Linked DNA regions of Mus musculus: all the other regions are linked to region 2. A link is a loop called in an ENCODE intact Hi-C map of the cell type or tissue named here. Cell type or tissue: left cerebral cortex. All regions are shown on one strand. Each heading gives the region's core, and the rest is flanking DNA. Links, peaks and the distances in the headings are about the cores only.

Evidence for each region. Hi-C counts contacts between places; a loop is a spot of excess contacts. Peaks named below come from ENCODE experiments on the same cell type or tissue, not always from the same donor. Only the 100,000 strongest peaks of a DNase experiment are listed, where the experiment ranks them.
Region 1: a loop joins it to region 2, with 2.2 times the contacts of the local background. A loop is called at or near these places in 2 of 42 quality-filtered maps.
Region 3: it touches region 2 in a loop (2.1-fold over the local background); 3 of 42 quality-filtered maps call a loop at or near these places.
Region 4: it touches region 2 in a loop (1.9-fold over the local background); 2 of 42 quality-filtered maps call a loop at or near these places.

The regions. Positions count from the first base shown.
Region 1 is chr4:24,805,467-24,811,417 of GRCm38, reverse strand. The region is part of intron 1 of Klhl32 (kelch-like 32); the gene reads left to right. Among named protein-coding and RNA genes, the nearest start is that of Gm31379, 43 kb to the left of the region's middle. In left cerebral cortex, for the core only: no CTCF peak of the experiment used is centred there; a DNase peak (open chromatin) is centred at 2,903.
Region 2 is chr4:24,734,476-24,740,426 of GRCm38, reverse strand. All of the region lies in intron 4 of Klhl32 (kelch-like 32), which reads left to right. Among named protein-coding and RNA genes, the nearest start is that of Gm31436, 69 kb to the right of the region's middle. In left cerebral cortex, for the core only: a CTCF peak has its summit at 3,213; a DNase peak (open chromatin) is centred at 3,154.
Region 3 is chr4:24,786,185-24,792,135 of GRCm38, reverse strand. All of the region lies in intron 3 of Klhl32 (kelch-like 32), which reads left to right. Among named protein-coding and RNA genes, the nearest start is that of Gm31379, 62 kb to the left of the region's middle. In left cerebral cortex, for the core only: no CTCF peak of the experiment used is centred there; a DNase peak (open chromatin) is centred at 2,645.
Region 4 is chr4:24,843,028-24,848,978 of GRCm38, reverse strand. All of the region lies in intron 1 of Klhl32 (kelch-like 32), which reads left to right. Among named protein-coding and RNA genes, the nearest start is that of Gm31379, 5.1 kb to the left of the region's middle. In left cerebral cortex, for the core only: no CTCF peak of the experiment used is centred there; DNase peaks (open chromatin) are centred at 2,680 and 3,238; H3K27ac peaks cover 1,080 bases.

The DNA.
Region 1 (5,951 bases), core at 1,188-5,187, 71 kb before region 2:
TGTTCAGTGAGAAAAAAAGGAGACACAAACTGGATTCGGAATGGGCTTTTGAAACCTCAAACTCCAACCCTAAATAATACACTTCTTCCAACTGCACCACACTTCAATCCTTCTCTCAAACAGTTCCTCTCCATGGTGACTCAGCATTCAACTTTATGAGTCAGTGGGTCCATTCTCATTCACATCACCACAGGGGCAAAAGTTCCAAAGTAACAATACTGTATCTCACTGAGGGCTATGAAGGGATGCCTAAGCCTACTCCTTGGCTGTGGATTTTGCATTTTGGGTGAGTCTCTTTTTCCATTGTCTTCCCTCTATGTGTACATCTCCAGATCAATTCACCCCTTTTATAAAGACATTGCTCACAGTAAATTGTGGCCTGTTCTAGTTTCATTCATGTTGTTGTGATAAAATACTCTAACCAAAAGCAACTTAGGGAAGGAAAGAGTTAATTCAGCTTACAATTCACGATCACAATCTATCAGGGAAGTCAAGGCAGGAACTCAAGGGAGAAACTTGAAGGCAGTCCTGCATGCTAGTCTACACAGCAATACTTCTGATCAAGAAACTCACTTCATAGCCAAGCAGTTTACAGCAGGAACCATTCATGGAGGATGCTGTTGGGTGGCTGACTCACAGGTAGGCTTGATTATGCTCAACTTTTCTCTCATATAGTCTAGGACCAACTGCCCAAGGAGTGTTGTTTCCTACAGTAGGGTGGACCTTCTTATACCAACTAACAATAAAGAAATTCACCCACACACATATAACCTATATCCACAGGTCAACGTGATCTAGGTAATTCCTCAATTGAGGCTTTTTTCTCAGGTGATTCTAGATTGTGGCAAGTTACCATACAAAACTAACCAATGCAGAGACCATCTTGATAACCTTGTGTGTTAGTCAGGGTTCATCAGAATAACAGATCTTATAGAGTGATTCTCTCTACATAAATATATAGGAAGGGAAATTATTAGAATGATTTATAGGCTGTGGTCCACCTAATTCAACAATGGCTGCCTTTGAAAGGAAGGTTCAAGAATCCAATAGTTGTTCAATCCATAAGGCTGGATGTCTGAGCTTGTCTTGAGCAAATGCTGGAATCCCAAAGAAGAATAGACTTGCTAGCAAGGGCAAGAACAAGCAAAGAGAGAGCAAGCTTCCTTCTTCCATGTCCTTTATGTAGGCTGCCAACAGAAAGTGTGGTCCAAATTAAAAGTAGAGTCTCCCACCTCAAATGATCTGGAGTTAAATGTTTACCCTCCCATCTGGATTAGTAGTGTGCCTTCCCACTTCAAATGATTTAATTATAAAACAAACCCTCACAGGTGTTCCTAGTCATTTGAATTTTAGTTAATTCCAGATATAGTGAAGTCGACAAGAATAGCCATCTTACCACATATACTTGATTATATCAGCAATGATTCCATTTCCATATAAAATTACATTCTGAATTACTCAAGATTAGTACTTTAGAATCAGGACAGATGATAATTTCATCCATAAATGTGTCCTAATTCATAACTATGTTTTCATCTCAAATCTAACTCCAAAAGAAGACTCATGGAGAAGAGCCCTGTATAGCTTTATATTCTCATGGCTAGCATGTCATATCTCCAATTAATAAATATTACCTTTTGTACTTATTAAGAATGTAGGGACTGTTTGTTTGCAATGCTCTTGTGAGCACTGGCTAATACAGAGAGTTTCATATGAATTCTTTTAGTTCAGGTCTTTTGCCTTTAGGTACTATAAGGAGTTAAACTATGTCTCCCTCAAAGGTATGTTTAACTCTTAACCCTTTACCCATGAATGTGACCATACTTAGAAAAAAAGAATGTTAAGTCATTGAATTTTTTTACAAGTCCTAAATCCAATATTTGGTATACTAATAGAAAAGACAGGTGCATCCTTGGCCTCCCATAGAATTGTTTTTAGAAAAAATGAAGGGATATGGCCTGGACTTCAAGTGAGGAGGCAGCTGAAAATCTTTTCTTTGTCCTTGACCCCTAGTCTCCTCTCTTTGAGCCCTAAGAATGAGGCCAACACACTGCTGTTGCTATACAGCCAAAACTGAGTGACTTTAAACAGGACAGCGGCTTTTCTTTCCTAGTACTGTGTAGTACAAGATGGAAATCATGGTCTTGGCAAGGCTACACCATCTCCTGTTACATTGCTGCTTGTTTGTACTTGCAACCAGTTAACCTCTGCTTTTGATTTTGAAAAGACTCTGGGTTTATGGCTGCATTATTCTAATCTCTATATGTCTTCACATAGCCTTCTTTATTGTGGCTTGTGATATGTGTATTCTTCTTCTTCTTCTTCTTCTTCTTCTTCTTCTTCTTCTTCTTCTTCTTCTTCTTCTTCTTCTTCTTCTTCTTCTTCTTCTTCTTCTTCTTAACACAGTAATATATATCTTCAATTTCAGTAATCCAGAGGCATAGGCAGGTGGATCTGTGTTCATTCAATATAGTGACTTCTAGGCCAACCAGAGCTACTGAATGAGAACAGATCTCAGAAAAGTTGTGCACACACACATACAAACACACACACACACACACACACACACACACACACACACACACACACACACACACACACACAGTGAGCCCAGGTTTACCATACCAGTCATCAATGAAGAAAATGTTCTACAGCCTTGTTCGTAGCTACGTCTGGTGGGGGGATTTTCTTAGATGAGGTTCCCTTTTTCCCAAATGAGTGTACCTTTCCCATGTTGACAGAAAACTAGCCAGTATACCAGTTTTGAGGAAATTTTAGTTTGTGCTATTTTATTATCTAGCATTCAGTTCATCTATGGAGCTGAGGGTGTGCTAGTGTACACTTCCGTTTTCTTCTGTAAGGAAGCCAGGAGCAAGCATGTAAGAAGTACTCCTCCAACTTGGCAGTGTTCTTGCATCCTTAAGTTCCTTTTATTTTGCTACTGGACTGATGCCTAGAACTTGGATGGAAAGGTGGAGAATGTGTTTATCTTTGAAGGCATGGATATAAATTTGTTTCAAACAGACATTTCCTAATTACACTCTCAAACTGTGTTGCTTCTTCAATGCTTTAATGGGCACCATCTTCCAGAAAATGACTATTTATTTGATCAAGTAATGTCCTCTAAGGAGGACATCATGCACCTCAACAACATCTCATGTCTAGGATATTTTTACAATCTAAAACACAAAAGTTTTACAAGATATTTTTAATTTCTGTAGCTTAAATCTTTAATCTATACAGCGTCTGAGAGACTGCATGGATATGATGAAAATTTCACAAAATAATAGGTTCTTCTGAAGTCATATTCTTTAAAATGGCAGCTTTTATCTTATTCCTTGTCCATGTCCTTTCTACTCAACTGTTTTGTCACACCAATAATAGCTGTGTACACATTAGTGTTAGAGAAGGAGCAGAGAGTTCTACATCTAGTTCTAAAGGCAAATAGGAGAAGGCTGATTTCCAGGAAGCTAGGAGGAGGGTCTTAAAGCCCACCCCCACAATTACACACTTCTTCCAACAAGGCCATGCCTACTCCTACAAGGTCACACCTCCTAATAGTGTGACTCCCTGGGCCAAGCACATTTAAACCACCACACAATGTCAAGATGAATAAACCACTTTGTATTTCCTCAGAGATAAGCATGATTGTGTTAGTTATAAATGTCTAGTTTCCAGACAACATAGTTCCCTCTTGTAACAAAATGAAATCATACTGTACTTTTGTTAATAGTTTGTTTCTTTGACTTTATAATTCATAATTTATACTTTTAGAACTGTTATTTATATATAAATATAAGACACAGACAGTTGCATTTTGAAACATTCAGACCACAGAGACTACAAAAACAAAAGCAGCATCAATATATGCATAGCATAAAGAATCAGAAGTAAGCCTCATTTACATTCATACAGATCTACCTGCCTGTGCCTCCTGAGTGCTGGGATTTAAGTCATATGTCACCATGACCAGTCTAATAATAATTAATAATAATAATCTAGAACATTCCTAGTGTTCTTTGCGAATATTGATTTATGTGTCTCTAATACCCAAGCAGTATACATATTCAAGTTAGAATAGCATCATCATTGGTCTCTTGGCTCACGGAACAAAATAATGTAGTTGCTGTGATTTCTCTACAACACTATAGCTATTATGAGAAACTTTCCTGACTCCTAAGATTAGCTATTCCTTAGGAGGATATACAACCTATACTTAGGAAGCAGGTTTTATCCATATAGCACAGTTTTGAATTTTTTGAAGTGGGAGGGCATTCATGGTTTGAATGTTGATTACTATATCATTTGTGGTAGTTTGAATGAATATAACCCCCATATACTCATATATTTGTATGGATATGCCCCAATTGGTAAACTACTTGGGAAAGTTTATGAGGTGTGGCTTTGTTGGAGGAGGTGTGTCACTGGAAGTGGGCTTTTAGGCTCAGTCCTACCCCCACCTGGTGTCTGAGAATCAGATTGTAAAGCTCTCAGTTACCTCCTCAGTGCCATACCTGCCTGCCAGCAGGCTGCCACACTTCCTGCCTTGATGGTAAATAGATTGATAGGCCTCTGAAACTCTTAGCCAGCCTCCAGCAAATGCTTTCTTTTATAAGAGTCGCCATGCTTGTTGTGTCTCTTCACAGCAATAGAATAGTAACTAAGACATCGTAGCCGTCGACAATAGGAGGCAAGCACTCACATACCCTGGCCTTCATCTCTTTGTCTTTGCTTTGCCTGGTCTGTTTTCTAAACAGTCTTGTACCATAATTATCATCACTTAGATTTCTGCAGATGTGTCTGATGCTTCTGACCACTGCTACTGTTCTCTATGAAACAAGAAGATGGTGCCCAAAAACCCTAAACTGGATGGAAATGACTTTTCTCTAGAAGACACTTTTGTTGTGCTTTATTTTTATTTCCTATATATAAAATTTGCAGGAGGCTGGCTCTGACTTTGGTGGTTTGTTTGGTACTAAGGTGGAACACAGAGCTGGACCAAAGCTGAAGACTGACGATCCCTGGCCTTATAATCTTACTATTTGTGCTTTAATAAGCACTGGCTTCTTCCTATTCTATGGCTAAACACTGCTGGTTTCTGTTAATAAACTCCTCTGTTAGTAACAGGGATTAGGGGGAAAAAAGTATGGTTATCAGGCTTTTTTCTCTAGCTCTAATGCCTCTCATTGACCAGGCAAGAGACTTGAAACTCATTGTGAACCTGACAGAGAAGAAAAGAAGAGAAAACAATTCTTTACACATGCACACATACCCCACTCTGGTTGGGGCCAGTCAACTCTCATCAACTCCACAAGTGTTCATGCATATTTACATACACAGCTATACCTACATATATACATTTGGCAGATGGAGCAAAAGCTCTAACAAGCAAGCTCCAATGAGCAATCAGCAATGCAGAAAAAGCTCAGTCATTCTGGATGAAAAAGTAGCTCCAACCTTTACTGCTGAGAGAAAGAAAAACCCTTTCTTTTACTGTGATTCTTAGGTCTTATACTTTCTCAGGATAACTGGTCACATTGTTTTCCAAGCACCCTTTTCCCCATAAGTTCACAGGAAGGTTAAGATACTAATTCAAGTTACAAATTGATAAGGAGTTATAGCAGAAGTGTGTACATGTGCTTCCATTAAGACCAGTACCTGACTAAAAGTTCACTATCTGTTGCTAGCTCCATAAGTTCGTTATAAATTTAAAGCAATACATTTTATGTCACAAGTTAGCATGGCTTTGTAGAGAGGTATCATCTGCATGTGTCTCATTAGTTTAGAAGTTTTGAATAGATAAACCAATCAATATTTTCTTTTCTGTTCTTGTACCTACAATAAACTGTCCATTCCTAGTTTATTTACCAGTTTACTTACCAGATAGTGGTCTCACAGCTATCCTAGAAGGAATGCATCCCTCGATTGTAAATTTGTTCCAAGCCTGCTTT
Region 2 (5,951 bases), core at 975-4,974:
TGCTTTCTTTTTAAAGCATACATCGCGGAAAATAGGGGAGGGGTCGAGGGAGAATTATACAAAGAACAAGGGAAAGGACAACTGCTGACATGGGGGCTGAAATCAGGCGCCAAGCAGGTACTTCGCATCTTATCTCCTCTGGAGCCTTGATCCTCCTCAACAGCCTTGGGAGTCAAGCTGGGCTCAGGCACAGCTCATGTCCTTGGATGTCATGGGAACTCAGGAAGAGATAGGGAAGAGGGGACTGTTATTCAAATTTTACAGCCTTAGGTGTTAGGAAGGGAATAAGGAGGAAGGGGTGTGTGTGTGACAACCAGCTCTTAGTACAAGGCCCTTTGACTTGTCAAGGAGATTGTGAAGGGATCACTTTCTCACTGGATGGTCTCTAACAAGTCCTAGGGAATACAATACCTTCTTCTGACCTCTGTGGGCATCAGGCATACAAGAGGTGCATAGACAGGCATGAAAACAAAACTCTTATACACATGGAACAGTTTTTAAATTTTACTATTGTTCAGTCTTTTTCTTGATCCAGTACAGTTTGAGATGTATAACTTAGAATAATTAGGACAAATATGGCATTTAGAACTAAAATAGAAGAAGCAAAAACACAATACATCAAGTAAAACAAACAAAGGCAAACGAGGATGGTGGATGCAGATTCAAGATTAGCCTAGTCCAAGTTTATGCCATAGGTAACTAAGATAGGCAGCTATTATACAAAGCTATCAGACATTTTTGTAGTATAGTTTGTAAATAATATATTTTATGCTTTTTGGTTCACATATATAAATTAATACATTAATTCTAAATTATTTCATGTGTATAGTTCTCTCTTGATATCTAAATTGTTGTTATATCTACATTCGCTCTCTTCATGGAAGGAAATTGAAGCTTAGGGTCATGTGTCAGGGTCACAGTCCCTGAAGAGAGACCAGAAGGCTATTGATGAGGGTGCAACCTCAGTTATAGTGAATACTCCACTTAAGATGTCAGTGTTGTGAGATGACTAACAAGGACAATGGCAGGTATGAAGTGGAGCCTACCTCTTGTGTGTGGTATGGATGCAGAGCCAGAGTAGAGTCCTTGGAGCTCAGAAGATAGGGAGTGTGTTTAAGACTTTTCTTGGACACTGAGCTACACTACTGCTGTTTGGTTTTGCTTTCCTCTGACTGTTACTGTGTTCTGCTTTTTCTCATTTAGATGTAAGTATGTAAGTAATTTTTTTTTAGTTTATAGGAGCCTATAGCCAAGACACTGTGGAGTTTTAAAGAGATGGATATTTTGAGAGACTGAAATTTTAAAGTAGGATTGGTAAAGTTGTACTCTGTTTTATATTGTGATATTAACATGAGATCGAAGGGAGAAACAAGAAAGAAAAAGGTCTTGGATTAACAGTGAGGAGCATTTGTATTGAGTGGGCAAGGGATCAATTGTACTGATTAATTTTTGTCAATTTGGGAAGAAAGAATATTAATTGACAAATACCTCCTTCAAATTGTTCTTTTGGGACATTTTCTTGATTAGTGTGGGAAGGCTTAGTGCACTAGGGTGGTGTCCGCTCTGAGCAGGTGGTTCAGGGTGGTGTAGAACATAGGCTGAGCAAACCATGGAGAGCAAGAAAACCAGTAAGCATCATTTCTTCATAGTTTGTGCTTCTGTTCCTACCTCCAGCTTCCTTTCTTGAGTTCCTGCCTTGACTTCCCTCAATGATGGACTGTAAACTGTAAGATAAAATAAATCCTTTCCACTGCAAGTTGCTTTTGGTCATGGTGTTTGCCAAGTAATAGAAAGCATATTTGTAGCAAATATAGTGACATTTAAAAAAAAAAAAAAGGAAAATAACGCAAGGCCTCAAGCCTATTATGGTCTTGTATTTATTCTTTTTGGAGACCAGAGGCCAACTCTGGAGAGTAGTCACAATGAGATATTGCAGCTAGGGCACACAGCATCAACTTGGCTGTTCAGACTGTGTCCTGATAGCATCTGTCTCTCAGAACACTGAAGGAGCAAGGGCATAGTGCTGGCTGGGTACTTTATGCGTTCTCTTTTACCTAATTTGTAAAACAGCCTTGAGGAATGTGGTGGCCTCTCTTGAAAAGAAGCAAGATCTGCTGGGTAACAGCTTGGATTTCAGTTAGAGACAGGAGAATCTCTGGAGTTCTAAGATAACTTGGTCTATACAGTAAACTCCAGGACAGCAGGAGTAGAGAGAGCCTGTCTCAGAAAACCAAACCAAACCAGGCCAAAGAAGTGCAATGGACTGACTAAAATCATTCCCCTGTGTATTTTGACTTAGTTGTTGATATTTCCTAATTCCAGGTTTATTTTCCTTTTCTGAATGCCATCAAGAAAGAGATATGCCATGTTTGTTAGCATCTTGTCTAAGGAGGCACAGAAGTACTTAGAGAGGCTTTAAAACAACTCCTTTTGGGTTACAATGGGTGGGGGTGCCTCTCATGTCAGTATTGTTTGAGTTTTTATTCTTGTTCCCTCTGTGTCATTGCTCTGCTACAAACTGGTCGACGAGCCAGCATTTCTTATAGCATCCAAGGAACTTTGACTTCTTAAACGTTACAATGACTATGTAGTCAGGTTTGGTGGCACATACCTTTAATCTTAGTACCCCAAAGGCAGAGGCAGGTGGATATCTGTGAATTCGAGGTTAGCCTGGTCTACATTGCAAGTTCCAGGTCACTCAAGGTTACATAGTGAAACTCTGTGTCAAAAAAATGACCTTGTAATAAATTTGCCTTGAGACTGGGATACAGATGATGGCAAACCAATGTGTTATAGTATATCTGAGAAACGTCCAAAGATGACTTCCCATGCCGTGGAGTTGAAATTAGAGTCGAGCATAGAAGAATCTGGCATGTGGTAGTATCAATGAAAGCATGGCATTTTAGTTTCTTCATCGGGACTGATCATTATGGACTTTCAAGTGATGGTTTTTAACCATATATAAATATATATAGTGTGTATCAGACATAAAGTACATGCATATCTATGTAGGAACACACACTTGCACGCACACACACACACTGTGTGCTGACAGTTGATCATAAATTTAGCCGGTTGTAGTAAGCATAGTATAAAATGAAGGTATTTTAAGTGTCTGACAATTGCCGCTGTCTTGGAGTACAGTGTGGGCGTGATGAATGAATGCTGCTAAGTGCAACAGTGTGTGTGTTCCTCCTACACACCGTTCTGAGTACTGCCTTCTCAAAATCATCCCACAGATTTCATCCAGGAAGTGTTGAAAAGTCAAAATTTTCCCCCAATGCTAATAGTTCTTCAGAACATGTATGCACTCTTCCTATGCCTTCACAAACACATGGTTCACACGCATAGACTTGTCTTGGCACTCATTGGCAAGTGTTCTTCCTCTGTCTACACACTGCTCAGATTGATTGAGCAAGGCTCAGGATGTGCTGCAGTCCTTTTGGTGTCCTTGCACAGTCACGAACAGCTGCTGGGAGTGCAGCAGAGAAGAGCCACGGGGTAGAAGTAACTGGCCCTGCTCTGGAAACCGATCTGCCTTAGAAGGAGGAAGAATGAACCTAAGAAAACACTGGCCTTTACTTCTCCTGGGGAGCAAGAAGATGGTTCCTGGTTGTTTTTTTGTTTTTTTGTTTGTTTGTTTTTGGCCTCCTTCATCTTACTTTCTCATAGTGCAGACCAGTCCAGAATAGAAGAGACATGAGAAAGACAAGATGGACTCAGGGGATATGGTACCTCCTTCCCATATAGAAAAGTGCTCACTCACAGAAACAGGCAGATATTGTTTTCAGACAGACAGACAGACAAAATCATCCATCTAGCTAGTGAAGAACATGTAACACCAAAGCTAGCTTATGAAGGAAAGAATTCTGGGAAGTAAGACAGCTAACCCAATGGCTCTAGAATAACCTCTAGGAACTGAGTAGCTTAGCGGCAGCAGGTAAGCAAGTAGAATTCAGGGCCATAGGTTTCCTGTTGAGCGCTCAGGCTAACAGGGTGTAGCAAGTAATGTCATGGATATGCTGTGTGCAGGGTGACGGACTGTTTTCTATTTTCATTTCCAGAGAGCTCTGTTTCCGGCTGCATCACCTGTAACCTGAGAGAGAAGCTCTAAAAGCCAGAAGTAGAAAGAGAAGCAATGTGTCACACAATAATGACACCTGTAGCCTTCTTTAAGCCAGTCTATTTCCTAAATACTGCTAGCTTTGTCCACTAGGAGCCAGTTATATAATCTGCTCAAAAAGAAAAGTAGTGTTGGCAACACCTTGCTCTCTTCAGTGGCCATGAACTCTGGCCCTAGCTTCATGAGTCCAGGAAAGAATGTGTCTTTAGCGACACACGTCCTAATTGCCTTGCTCTGATCCCGAGATCTAGCTTTAGTGTCATATGCAGTAGGAAATATTTTTGTAACTCTTCCCATTTGTAAGCCTTTTAGAAATTAAAAAAATGTAATATTCTCACAAATGAAGAATAGTCATATATAACGGCAATCATACGAAACTACTCACACAAGTAAGAGTTGAAAAAAATCAAAGGAAATTCTCCCTTGGTTTTCATGTTCTTACATACTGAGGGATTTTTTTCCTGATTTTTATTAGTTCACATGAGAGAGAGAGAGAGAGAGAGAGAGAGAGAGAGAGAGAGAGAGAGAGAGAGAAAGGCCTTCCTCAAATATTTTTAAGATATTGATGACAGTTCCTGCCCTCTAGTCATTTCTAAACACTAACATAGATGGCATACTGAACAGGAAGCATGTTGGGAGGTGCATATATGTAGCACTTTATTTTGATTGAAACTATATTTATTCTCCACAACAGAATACTTTTCTCTAGAGGCCTGAGCATCCAACCAGGCAGCGAAGTGACAGCAATCTTAATTGGAACTGCTTTCCCTTGGATGGTTCCTTCAGGGGTAAATGTGTCACTTTGTATGGAAAAAGTCTCCATCAGATTTCCTTATGCGCCTGCCCTGCCTGTAGCACATAAAACAATTCTAGAAGAAAATTTGCCAAGAGTGCCTGTTGGGATCTGCATTAAGATTATTTAATAGTTGTTTTAGTATTTTAATTTCAAGACCCTGTATTCCTCTGACAATACCTGTAGAAGCTTGCAGGGTGGAAGGCCTGTAAGTCTTTTCAGCTGTGTCTCAGGATCTGCAGGGTGCAGCCTGAAATCCACATTTGAAAGGAGCAAGGCACCCATGGAAGGAGCTACAGAGACAGAGTTTGGATCTGAGACAAAAGGATGGACCACCTAGAGGCTGCCATACCTGGGGATCCGTCCCATAATCAGCCTCCAAACGCTGACACCATTGCATACACTAGCAAGATTTTGCTGAAAGGACCCTGATATAGCTGTCTCTTGTGAGACTATGCCGAGACCTAGCAAACACAGAAGTGGATGCTCACAGTCAGCTATTGGATGGATCACAGGGCCACCAATGGAGGAGCTGGAGGAAGTACCCAGGGAGCTGGGGGGGATCTGCAACCCTATAGGTGGAACAACAATATGAACTAACCAGTACCCCCCGCCCCCTCTCTCAGAGCTCGTGTCTCTAGCTGCATATGTATCAAAAGATGGCCTGGTCGGCCATCAGTGGAAAGAGAGGCCCATTGGTCATGCAAACTTTATATGCCTCAGTACAGGGGAATGCCAGGTTCAAGAAGTGGGAGTGGGTGGGTAGGAGAGTGGATGGGGGAGGGTGTGGGGGACTTTTGAGAGAGCATTGGAAATGTAAATGAAATTAATACCCAATTTTAAAAAAAGAAAGCAATATTTTTAATTTTGAAAAAAAAAGTCATTTTCTTCTCACCTAATTCTTGTCAAGCGTTTTCCCACATAATTGGATTTTTCTACATGGAGACTTGGAAAGAGTGCCGTAGAGAGAAGTTCTGAGTTCTAGCAGTCACATCCTTCTTCTTTCTTGACTCTTTTAAAAATCGATGTTATTTG
Region 3 (5,951 bases), core at 762-4,761, 52 kb before region 2:
AAAGTAACTAAATAATAAACACAGTTCTTAACTTGCATATCTGGCATTTGACATTTGTTTGTTAATTTTAGAAACTTATTATTTGGGGGCTGAGGAGATGTCCAAGTGGTTAAAGTGCAGCCATACAAGTGTGGGTGGGTACTGGGTGGAGCTCAGATGGAGTAAAGGGAAAGTAAAGTGGAAGAGAAATTGAAGAAGATTCCTGGCCTCAACTTCAGATCCCCATATTATGTGCCCATATTCATGCAGACATAGAAACATACAGCCCACACAGAGGTGGAATAAGAACATTATTATTGTATGTGTGCATGTGTGCATGTGCGTATATATGATGCAGGCATGATGTGTGTGGGTGCACATACCAAGGTATTCATGTGAAAGCCAGAAGACAACTTTGTTGATTCTTTCCTTCCATCTACCTTTACATGGGGTCTGGAGATCAAATCCGGCTGCCAAACTTGTACAGCAAGGTCCTTTACCTGTTGAGCCATTTTGTTGTCTCCTCTGCCCCCGTCCTCCTCCCTCTCCTCGTCCTCTTCCTCCCTTGTTGTCCATGTATTCTAAAGCAAGTTCTTTTAAATGTATCATCTATTTTCACCATCTGTCTCTCCCTCCTGTTATTTCCCCTCAATTCTCATTTACTCCTCCTAATCGCTCCCTTCTCCCCAACCCCCATCTCTTACTGTGTTGTCAACTGGGCAGACTCTGGAATCTCCTGGGAGATAGGTCTTTGGATATGCTGGTGGGGGAAAAAAAAAACTACCTTAATTGGGGCAAGGGCTGCTTCCTAGGTGGGGACCCTGTATTAGATGGAGACAGCAAACCGAGCCCTAGAGTGGAATGCACACCTCTCTCCTTTGGACAGTGGCCAGCTGCCTCCAGTTCCTGCTGCCTTGACCATGGGTACCTTGAACTGTGAGCTAAAATAAACCTCTTTCCCTTCAGTTTCTCTCCTTAGAGTATTTTATCAGAACAATAGGAAAAAAGCTGACTCCTCTGTTCTCGTCCACCGATTTGCAGGTTTGTTTTTGTAGTAGTGCCATAGTATTTTGGCACTGGTTTTTCAGTATAACAATAGTTTTTCAGTATAACTTTAAATCAGGTGTTCTAAGACCTTGCTACTTCTAGTTTCTTTCTTTCTTTGTAATCTGTTTCTGTGAAAAACTCATTGGCATTTTAATGGAAACTGTTGAACCTGTAGATGCCTTTTGATAATATTGTGATATCAAGTCTACTAACCCACTAGCATTGCCATCTTTCCATCTTTGCTTTCTTTCTTAAGTGCTCACATTTTTAACATTGTAGTTTCTCGGTTAGGATTAGTCCTTGGTTATTTATTTATTTATTTATTTATTTATTTATTTATTTATTTATAAAGCACCGTGAGTGGGGTTGCTTTCCTGATTTCTCAGCAGTATGTTGGTTGCTGGCATATATATTAATAATGTAAGTGGATCTGTAATGAACACCAAGATTTCCCTAGTTAGAGTTCTATTGCTCTGATAAACCACTTACCAAAACTAATTTGGGGAATGAAAGAAATTAATTACAAGATATAGACTATCACTGAGGGATGTTGTAGTGGTTTGAAAGAAAATGGCCCCCATAGGCTCATAGGGAAAGGCACTAGGAGTGGCCTTAATGGAGGAAGTATGTCACTGTGGGGGTTAGGTCTTACATGCTTAAGCTACATCTAGTGTGGCATTCACGTGTGCTGTCTTCAGATCAAGATGTATAACTCTCATCTTGGCTTAAATTTGGTAGGCCATATGTGTCTAGAAATTTTCTCATTTCTACATTTTTTTTAGAATTTACAATTTATTAGATTATAATTTTATTCTATATTTTATTAAATTATAACTTTATTTCTGCAATTTTAGATTTTTATAATTTATTAGAATATAACTTTCAAAGTATGCCTTAATAATCTTTTGAATTTTACTAATACCAGGTATGCCTTCTTAGTTGTCTCTAATTTTATTAATTTGGATCTTTTAATTGTGTTAGTTTGGCTAAGGATTTTTCAATTTTTTGTCTTTTCAAAGAATCAGCTGTTTGTTTTGTTGATATTTTAAAGTAAGATTTATTTTTGTTAATGTGTGTGTGTATGTATGTATGTATGTATGTGCCTCTGTGTGGCATGCTTATGTATCTATGGTTACTGACAGAGATAAGAAGCCTGAGTTGCAGGTGGCTGTGAGCTGCCTGATAGCAGTGTTGAAGTCAGAGTTCTCTGCAAGCAGAATACATGCTCCTAACCAATGGCCCAGCTCTTCAGTCCTAGTGTTGGTTTTTTGCATAGTTTTTTATGTCATTAATTTCTGTGTTTATCTTTAATATTTTGTTTGCTTACTGATTTGGGCTTTGGCTTATTCTTACATCCTTATGGTAGGTATATCACTAAGAAATTAACTGATATTTCTCTGCTCTTTTGATGAAACCACTTATAGATATAGACATCCGTCCCCTTTAGAACTGCTTAAATTGTGCCCCACAGGTTCTGGTGTGTTGTATTTTTGCTTTCACTTTATTCTTCTAGAATGGACTCTGGACTCTCTTCTGCTCTGCAGACTTTTCTCTTTTGCTTAGCTGCTGTAGCTAGTGCTTCCCACACTCACCACCCTCTTAGTATGGCTGCATTCTTCCTGTGCCTAGTTTAGCCCCAGAGATTATAACACCCTGTGCATGGGTGTCATTCCATCTTCTGATATCTTCTAATTCTATCCATGTTTGACTCTTGCCCAGTATTCTCTATGCCTTTTTATATGGATACAGAAACAAAACCTGGATAATTGTTAACTGGAAATGAGATTAACTTCTGACTATACATTTTTCAAGTCTACTTTTTAAGGAGGTTTATTTTTAAATATTTATTAGTATTGCCTGCAAAGTTTACTGCATGTGTGCCTGGTACCTATGAAGGCCAGAAGAGGGGCCAGGATCCCCCGGTCCTGGAGTTAAGCTGCCATGTAGCTGCTGGGACCCAAACTTGGTTCTTCTGCAAGAGCAGTGGGACCACTTCTCTATACCTTTTATTTCAGCTTTTCTTAAATTTTTTTAAGTGTTGCTTCAGTTGATTGATGGCTGTCTTAGTCATGGTTCTATTGCTGTGAAGAGACAACATGAGCAAAGTAACTCTTAGAAAAGAAACCATTTAAATGGGGATTTGCTTACAGGTTTGGAAGTTTAGTCTGTTATCATCTTGTCAGAAAGCATGGCAGCAGGCATGGTAGGCACATTGTGCTGAAGCAGTAGCTGAGAGCTGCATCCTAGTGCACAAGCAGAGAGAGAGGGAAAGGGAGGGGGAGGGGGAGGAGGGAGGGGGAGGGAAAGAGACAGGCAGACAGACAGACACAGAGACTGGGCCCAGCATGGGCTTTTGAAACCTCAAACCACACTCCAGTGACACACTTCTTCCAACAAGGCCACACCTAATCTTGTCAAATTGTGCCACTCCCTGTTGACTGTGCATTCAAATATATGGGCCTATGGGGGCCATTCTTATTCACACCACCACAATGACTAAGTAATATTTTTGAAACATAGCATTAGTGAATATTGATCTCTCATTGGCCAAGGTAACCCAATAGCCACTCCCACAATTAGTGTAAGAGAGCAGTTTTGACTAATAGCAGTCTAAATCTTAATAAGTAGGAGTATACATTTCAGTATGATGTAAAAATAAATCCTTTTCTAGAAATACTCTTCTCTAAGGATGATCATGTCAATTGTTATCTGATACCAAACTGTCAACTCTGAAAATATATGTACAAGTCACAGTCTATAGATTCAGCAGGCTTTATTATATGCACACACACATATGCATATAACAGCAATTAATATAAAAGACCCCATGACTTTTCGGGAGGGTTTGAAGCTAAGAAAAGGAAGAGAGATGTTGTATTTATAATATCAGAACATAAATGAAGTAATATAAAAAGTTCCTTTACAAAATCTTTAAATAATACAGAAATTAGCAGAGGTGTTTAGGCCAGCTAATGATTGGTTTAGATATTTCAAATAATAATCTTGTTTTTGTTTTTTTTTTTCATTTAAGAGATAGTATCGATAACATTCTGTTGCCAACTAAAAGTGATATGGAGCTTTTGAAAGCAGGCTGGGGAGATGGCTCAATGGCTGAAGTGCTTATCATACAAGCAGAAAGACATGAGAACACAGATCTCCAATAACGTAAAAACCAGGTGGGCAATAGGCCCCTGTTAGCCTAGTATAGGAGAGGCTGAGACAAGGAATCCCTGCCCAACTCTCATTCCCCAGTAAGAGAAATCCTTTCTTCTAAGTCTGTTGGTAAACCTGCCTTTTGCTCCAGACTGTGATGTCTGCTTCACTTCCAAAGCTGTTTGTTACAGAAGCAAACCTGGAAGGAAAACTTAGATAAAGAAATGGTCATTGTTTGTCCTGGTCAATTTTTGTCAACTTGACAAAAGCTAGACTCATCTGGGAAGATAAACTTCAACTGAAGGTTTATCTGATGAAATGCCTTCATCAGATTGACTGATGAAAGTCTATGGAACATTTTTCTTGATTGACAGTTGATATGGGAGGACTCAGCCTACTGGTTGTTGTCCCCCCCCCACCCCCCACCCGACTCACCTCACCTAGGCAGATGACCCTGGGTGGAATATGAAAGCAAGCTGAGCAAGCCATGGAGTTAAACCAGTAAGCAGTGTTCCTTCATGCTCTGCTTCAGTTCCTGCGTTGAGTTCCTGCCCTGGCTTCTCTCAATGATGGACTATAAACTAAACTCTCTACCTTCAAGTTGAATTTGGTCATGGGTTTTTTGGTTTTCTTTTGTTTGTTTTATTTTTTTTTTCTTCACAGCAATAAAAGGCAAACTAGAACATCGTTTCATTCTGAGTGTGTGCAGAAGTTTAAGAGACTAGTAAAGAACAGCCTCTCCCAACCACCTACCCTAATTTAGAATTATGTGTTTACTCTTGTATCTTATGTTCGATATTGAAATACCTAGACACAGTGTCTTGAAGTCCTTGGTAACTTCTGTTTCTCTTGCAACAATGTAATGTTGTCTCATTCTTTGTAAGTGCTCAGCAAATAACTTATTAAAGTAGTGAAATGTTTCCTAATTTTCATAGTAATTCATGTATAATTCAGTTCTTAAGATCTTAGATACTAAATGTATATATACAAAATATGTGTAAATTATGTGCACATTTTCCCTTGTTAGGATTCTATGGAGTTAAGTAAATACTGGGATATAAACTAGACTTTTATGCTTTAAAGTGTGGTATTTGACACATGATTCTGAAGCTAACACGCTTCTTGTTTGTTTCAAGAAACATAAGACTTCAGGAGTCAACAGGCTCATGCTTTGGTGTAAACTGTTCCATGATATTGCCCTGAGACAGATTTTCTTGCTTACCACAGGAATAGTGAAAGAACAGTTGAGCACAAAGCGCTTTGACTTCCTGTGATCATGAACATTCTAAAAGGAGGTATAAAAAACATTATTGAGTCAAGAAATTATGAATTAGAAAAAGGAAATCTAAATGTTAGGTTTAATTCCAGTAGTGTATGCACAGTGTGGCATTTGTCAAACATATAACTAAATTAGAGCCACAATTCTTAGGAGGGTAATGCAGCAATGGGGAGATGAGATGAGTGAGGTGAGGAGCCTGTCTGAGTTCTGCCACCTGCAGTTGTTTTCCATAGTGCTTAGCAAATGGAAGGCTCTACTTCAATTAATAATTGCTGGGTTCCTCCTCCTCTCCACCAGCTGTGCTGTGTAAACATGGGCAGGTTATCTCTCTCCTGTGGACCTGTGCTTTTTCATCAGTCAGCTGATTGCTTCAAGCACGGGCCTCAGGATGGTGAGCTGCAGATTCAGTGATGTTAGCTGTTTCCTCTTCTTGGATTGATTAGAGGTGCCTGGCCATGCTCCACCTGGGTGCTAGTGGAAAGAAGAGCTCAGC
Region 4 (5,951 bases), core at 973-4,972, 110 kb before region 2:
GGGATTCAAATTACTACATTTGTCATGAAAGTGACAGACACTTTAAGGACTTTAGTCAATGCTCTGCATAGCACTGGATATTCTGGAACTGTAGTTCTTGAACAGGCTGTCCTCGAACTCATCCACTTGGCTCTGCCTCCTGACTTCTGAACTCAAATGCACACCCAGCTTTCTAAGTCCATTCTTAAGTCAATAGGTCCAGGGTTGTTTTAGGGCAGCCAACGCCACACAGAGAAACTCTTGTGTCAAAAAACCAAAAACTCTTATTGGTGAGAATTTTGTATATGTTGAAACAAAAACATTTATAGTTTGAAATGTCTTAAATTCCTGGCCTGTTCTTTTCTTGATCCAGGACTAAGAGGTATATAAAAAGTCAGCTGTATATGACTGGCCATCTGTATGCACAGGTTCCAGAAACCAATTAAAGATGAAAAGTATTTGGAACAGTGATGGTGTCTGCACTTCACGTATGGGACTTCCTTCCCTTGTCAGCCCTCACTAGTCAAGGCCAGCATAGCAGCTGTTTACGTGTGTTGGGATTGTGCTAGGTGTTAGAACTTTCTAGAGGTATTTAACACGTGCAATGCAAAGACGTGTATAGGCTGTATGCAAAGGCTATGGCCTAAGGGACAAGCGCCCACACACCTTGCATTTGTGAGAGGTCCGAGAACCAGTCTCTGTAATTCTCATTGCAGAAGAATAGAATAGAATCTTCCATTGTAGGTTTTCAAAAGCATACTTTCTATTAAGACATTAAGTAATTAACCCATCACGGGATACTGCAAGATGCCACAGTCCTGAGTCCTCTGGAGATTTCATGTCTTTCCCCAGGACTCAGAACACACATCCCGTTGCTTCCAGAGGCGTTGCTCTGAGCCCCCGCTGTGTACATGCTACTTTGCATCAGTCTCCTGCTGGATGTACAGTGTCCTCATAAAATGCTGCCTTATTGTCATGTTATAGATGAAGAATATGAAACTAGAACAATGAAAGGAAAACTTAAGCCATTAACTTTCCTTTGCTCTTTGCGTTCCCTTTGTCCTTAGTTACCTAGTCGAGGTTATAGAATATACATACTATGCATAATTATAAAATTGAGGCAGTTATGTGTTAAATGTATAGTAGAACTGTACTATCCCAGGCTGGGAATTTGTCCTAGTAATAGAATGTGTAGCACGGTTAAAGCCCTAGGCTTGACCCACAGCATCAGCCCGTCCCTCACACAGAGGATCACATTGAAGCATAGACATGAAGGAACTTTTTGCCAAGAAAAAAAAATCTGACTGTAGGGATTAGTTCAGTCCTACAGGAGAGGCATTAAGACTGTAATTGCTGGCTGGGTTTGGTTATGTAAATGCAGACCTTTTGATCCATTAAAAGGTGAAAGGCTCTGCCAGTTATTCAAGTTGGAAATAGGAACTAGAGGATAGCCCTAGTTAGAGCCAAAGTGCTGAGCTCATTGTAGATGAGGGACTGGGGGAAGCCAGGGGAAGAAACACATGAGCAAGATCCATAAGAGGGAACTGGGATGGAAGGCAAGTTGCTGAAAGAGATCAGGAGAGGCATTGTAGACTTGGAGGACAATCCATGTCTAGTACCCACTTCTGTAAAAGCTCCGACGGCAGGGGACTAGCCAAACAGCATGCTCTTGGTGTTGTCTGTAGATCCAGCACTTTTTTTTTTCTTGTCAAGTATTATGGTAAGTTTGTATTTTTACATAGAATGATAAATACCCTAATTTCATTCATGATATTGTTGCCCAAGAGCATATAGGGCACAAACTGCACGTAATAGCTTTTTTATTTTTTTAAGAGGATACAAAGTTGGGTGAGTGGAGAAGGGGGTGAATCTGGACGGAGTTGGTGGAGGCAGGATGAGTTTGATCAGCATATGGTATAGAATTCCCCATGAACTAAGTAAAAAACGAGAAAAAAAGTATATGCAGGTATTTTATATGAACTTAATGGAAGTGAACAAATAAGCAGATAATTTTTCATAAATGCGATAAGAGATTCTGGTAAATTAGATAATGAAGTCTAATACTTTCTTCTGGGAGTCACGGATTTCGGTATTTTTGCAGATAAAAGTGTGTGTGTGCCTGTTTATGTGTTCATCTGCGGAGGTGTGGGAACGAGATGTGTCTACGTGTTGGTTAGAAGTGTTCTTCTGTCATTCCTCACCCACCACATTAGATCTGTCCCTGACCTTGTAGCTCACTAGGTCAGAAAGGCCAGCTAAGCGATCCTTTATTAGTTGCACCTCCCCAGTGGGATTGTATGAATGTCCTGCTATGACTCTTTTAAAGCCCAGCTGTTCAGGTTCTTGATTCAGGTCCTCACACTTGTGCAAAGCAAGCACACACTTACTGACTGACTGGCTCTTCTCCCAAGTCCTTCAGATCAAGATTGTAATGGTCCGTGTATTTTGAATAAAGGCTCATGTCATCTGTGGGACAAGTAAGGAGAGTTGTGAGCTTCATGTTAGCTTCTTTGTTCCTGTTCTCTGCAAGGATTAGAATAGCTGTGTTCAAATCTAGAAGGAAACCTTTAGTGACCTGCAAATGCCTGTTTTGATTTTAGCAGAGTTATCATGTTTATAATGGAGACCTGAAAGATGAGCGATAGTCTGTGGAAGTTTCACATGGATTAAAGTACTGCATCAGTGACTGGCTACGAGAGCTGCCAACGATGGCGAAGTAAAATAGCAAATGTCATTTAAAGCTAGAGGCTTGCATAAGGGATAGGGACTGGTTTCCAGGCTTTTTGGTGACCATGGAGATAGCTTGAGCATTCTCTTGCCATGCTCTTGGCTTAACATTTCTTCCAGTTTGCAGTTTTCTGAATTTACCCCAGAACATTTTCCTTCTCCTTATTGGGAATTAACAAATGGAATTAATTTCATTTATCTTCTTCCTGGTCTTGGCATTTCTAACTGGGTCCTTTATTCCCAGACCTGCCTTGCAAGAGTGGTTGACCTAAGATTTGGTGCGCAGGAGGAAGCACTGGCCCCATCTCTTATTCTATTCTTAAGCTTAAGCTTCATCTTCATCTTATTCTTAGTTCATCCCTGCCCTGTTTCATAGGCACACTGCAGTGCACTGATGCATTTAATTTCTTGATTTACACATATGGCACTCTAAATTTTGGTGAAGTTTTTTTTTTTTTCCAAAAAATGTAAAATAAAGTAACAGTCTTACAAACTCAGCTTGGAAGCATACTAGCTCCACATATGGGACGGCATCAGGAAATGTACATCTGTCTAAAATAGCTTTTCCGCCGCGAGGTTGAAATCCCCAGCCTGGTAAGACCGTTTTTAAATGAAGAAAGAAAATCTTATGGATTCTCAATGTTCCCCTACACATTTATCTGAGGCAGGATACATTCTGCTTTCCATCTCAGATGAGCCAGGCCCAGTAAAAGAGAAGCAGGACCACCGCCCTCCTCCCCACCCCGACAGAACAACCGACTTGGCGTGCAGGATATTGATGGAATAAGCAGTTCCATCCCAGCTGATTGCTTCTGTGGGAACACATTTGATGCTAATGGCACAGACAATAAGAGCAGTGGAGGAGGCATTCTGCAATTTTTTATGACAAATTCTGATCCCTCATTTAAAATCATCACTTGGAAACTGTATTATTTATTATTTTAGGCTTACTATTGAAAGTGCAAGGAAGACTGGAACAAGCAGGTCATGGTCTTGAAGCCTGGGCTGGATACTAAATCTGGTACTTTTGGGCTCCGAGATTCACAACCAAGTGACATCTCTCCAGCACCTCAGTTTTGCATTTATAATGGGATTTCTGTCACCTACCTTATAGCTCATCCTAATCTTTTTTTTTTTAATAATGGAATATAGGAACGTAGTAATGTACAAAGAACCATGGTTTCTTTTTTTTTTAATTAGGTATTTTCCTCATTTACATTTTCAATGCTATCCCAAAGGTCCCCCATACCCACCCCCCCCCAATCCCCTACCCACCCACTCCCCCTTTTTGGCCCTGGCGTTCCCCTGTACTGGGGCATATAAAGTTTGCAAGTCCAATGGGCCTCTCTTTACAGTGATGGCCGACTAGGCCATCTTTTGATACATATGCAGCTAAAGACAAGAGCTCCTGGGTACTGGTTAGTTCATATTGTTGTTCCACCTATAAGGTTGCAGTTCCCTTTAGCTCCTTGGGTAATTTCTCTAGCTCCTCCATTGGGGGCCGTGTGACCCATCCAATAGCTGACTGTGAGCATCCACTTCTGTGTTTGCTAGGCCCCGGCATAGTCTCACAAGAGAGAGCTATATCTGGGTCCTTTCAGCAAAATCTTGCTAGTGTATGCAATGGTGTCAGCATTTGGAAGCTGATTATGGGATGGATCCCTGCATATGGCAATCACTAGATGGTCCATCCTTTTGTCACAGCTCCAAATTTTGTCTCTGTAACTCCTTCTATGGGTGTTTTGTTCCCATTTCTAAGAAAGGGTAAAGTGTCCACACTTTGGTCTTCGTCATGCGTTTGGCAAGTTATATCTTATATCTTGGGTATCCTAAGTTTCTGGGCTAATATCCACTTATCAGTGAGTACATATTGTGTGAGTTTCTTTGTGAATGTGTTACCTCACTCAGGATGATGCCCTCCAGGTCCATCCATTTGGCTAGGAATTTCATAAATTCATTCTTTTTAATAGCTGAGTAGTACTCCATTGTGTAGATGTACCACATTTTCTGTATCCATTCCTCTGTTGAGGGGCATCTGGGTTCTTTCCAGCTTCTGGCTATTATAAACAAGGCTGCTATGAACATAGTGGAGCATGTGTCCTTCTTTAATTAACATTTTGGGCACTAGGAAGTCTAAAGGCCTGGTACCAAAATCCAGTGAAGCCTTTCCTGCTGCATCCTGTCATGACAGACGTCATCACATGCTGTGGCACAGCAAGCATCTCTTCTTGTATCATTAAAACAAAAAAAATGACTGCTAACGTGATCACGAGGTTCCTTATCTCATAATCTCATTTTATCCTAATTATCTACCAAAGGTACCACCTCAAGGTGCTTTAAGGATTCAGTTCCTAACTGGAAGCATGTGGCAGGGCTGCCCTCAAATTATGAAATCTTCAGTGCAACATCTAACACAGTCCCTGCCACACAACAAAACCCCACAACTTATCAATTCCCTCCCTTCCTCTAACCCTTCCGATTCTTAGTTTCATGCACCTTGTAAGAAATGTCTCATTCTTAGGCGTGAGTGCCATCTTGGAGAGGAAACCCATCACCAGGGTGCTGCTTGAGTGAGCTCTCCCGGTCTCAGGGAAAGGAACATATCCTGGTGTTAATGGCATTGCTCACTCTACATAATGATGTGACTTGCTGAAATTGGTCACTTCAATGTCTGGTCTGTTGTGCAGCCCCTGGAACTTCTTCTTGCCCCACCCTCACCCCACCCCCCCAAACCCTGCACCCCAGGGTGGGGAGAAAAAAGGATGAAAGGTCGATTTCCTTTTCAGTGGGTACCACTAGGGAACTCTACTGCAAGAGCTCTCGATGGGCCCCCATCTGTTATCACCCAGCAATACCTGGCAGGGATAGATCTGGCCTTTCTGCGACTCAGGTTCGGATTGTTTACATTGTTCTAGACAACTAGCAATTTCCTTTCATGATGGAGTATGTAAAGTTTATGAAAAGGTCATAAACTTGCCAGCTCAAAGAAAAGAAGGTCCTCAGGCTTTCTGTCAAGTCTCAGCAACACTCTCCTCCCCTAAGGAACACTTTCTGCTTGGGTCTGACATTTTCTCGGCATCACTTCTTCCTTTTTGTTCCCAGACCTTCAGCTAGGAATCCCTCATCCTTGAAGGGGTAATTTTTTTTTCTTCTGCATTTTACACATCTGTTGGGTCTTATTGACCTAGGAATACAAAGGAGGCTGGCGTGCCTTGACTCTTTCAAGATTACTGCCCAGTTTATGG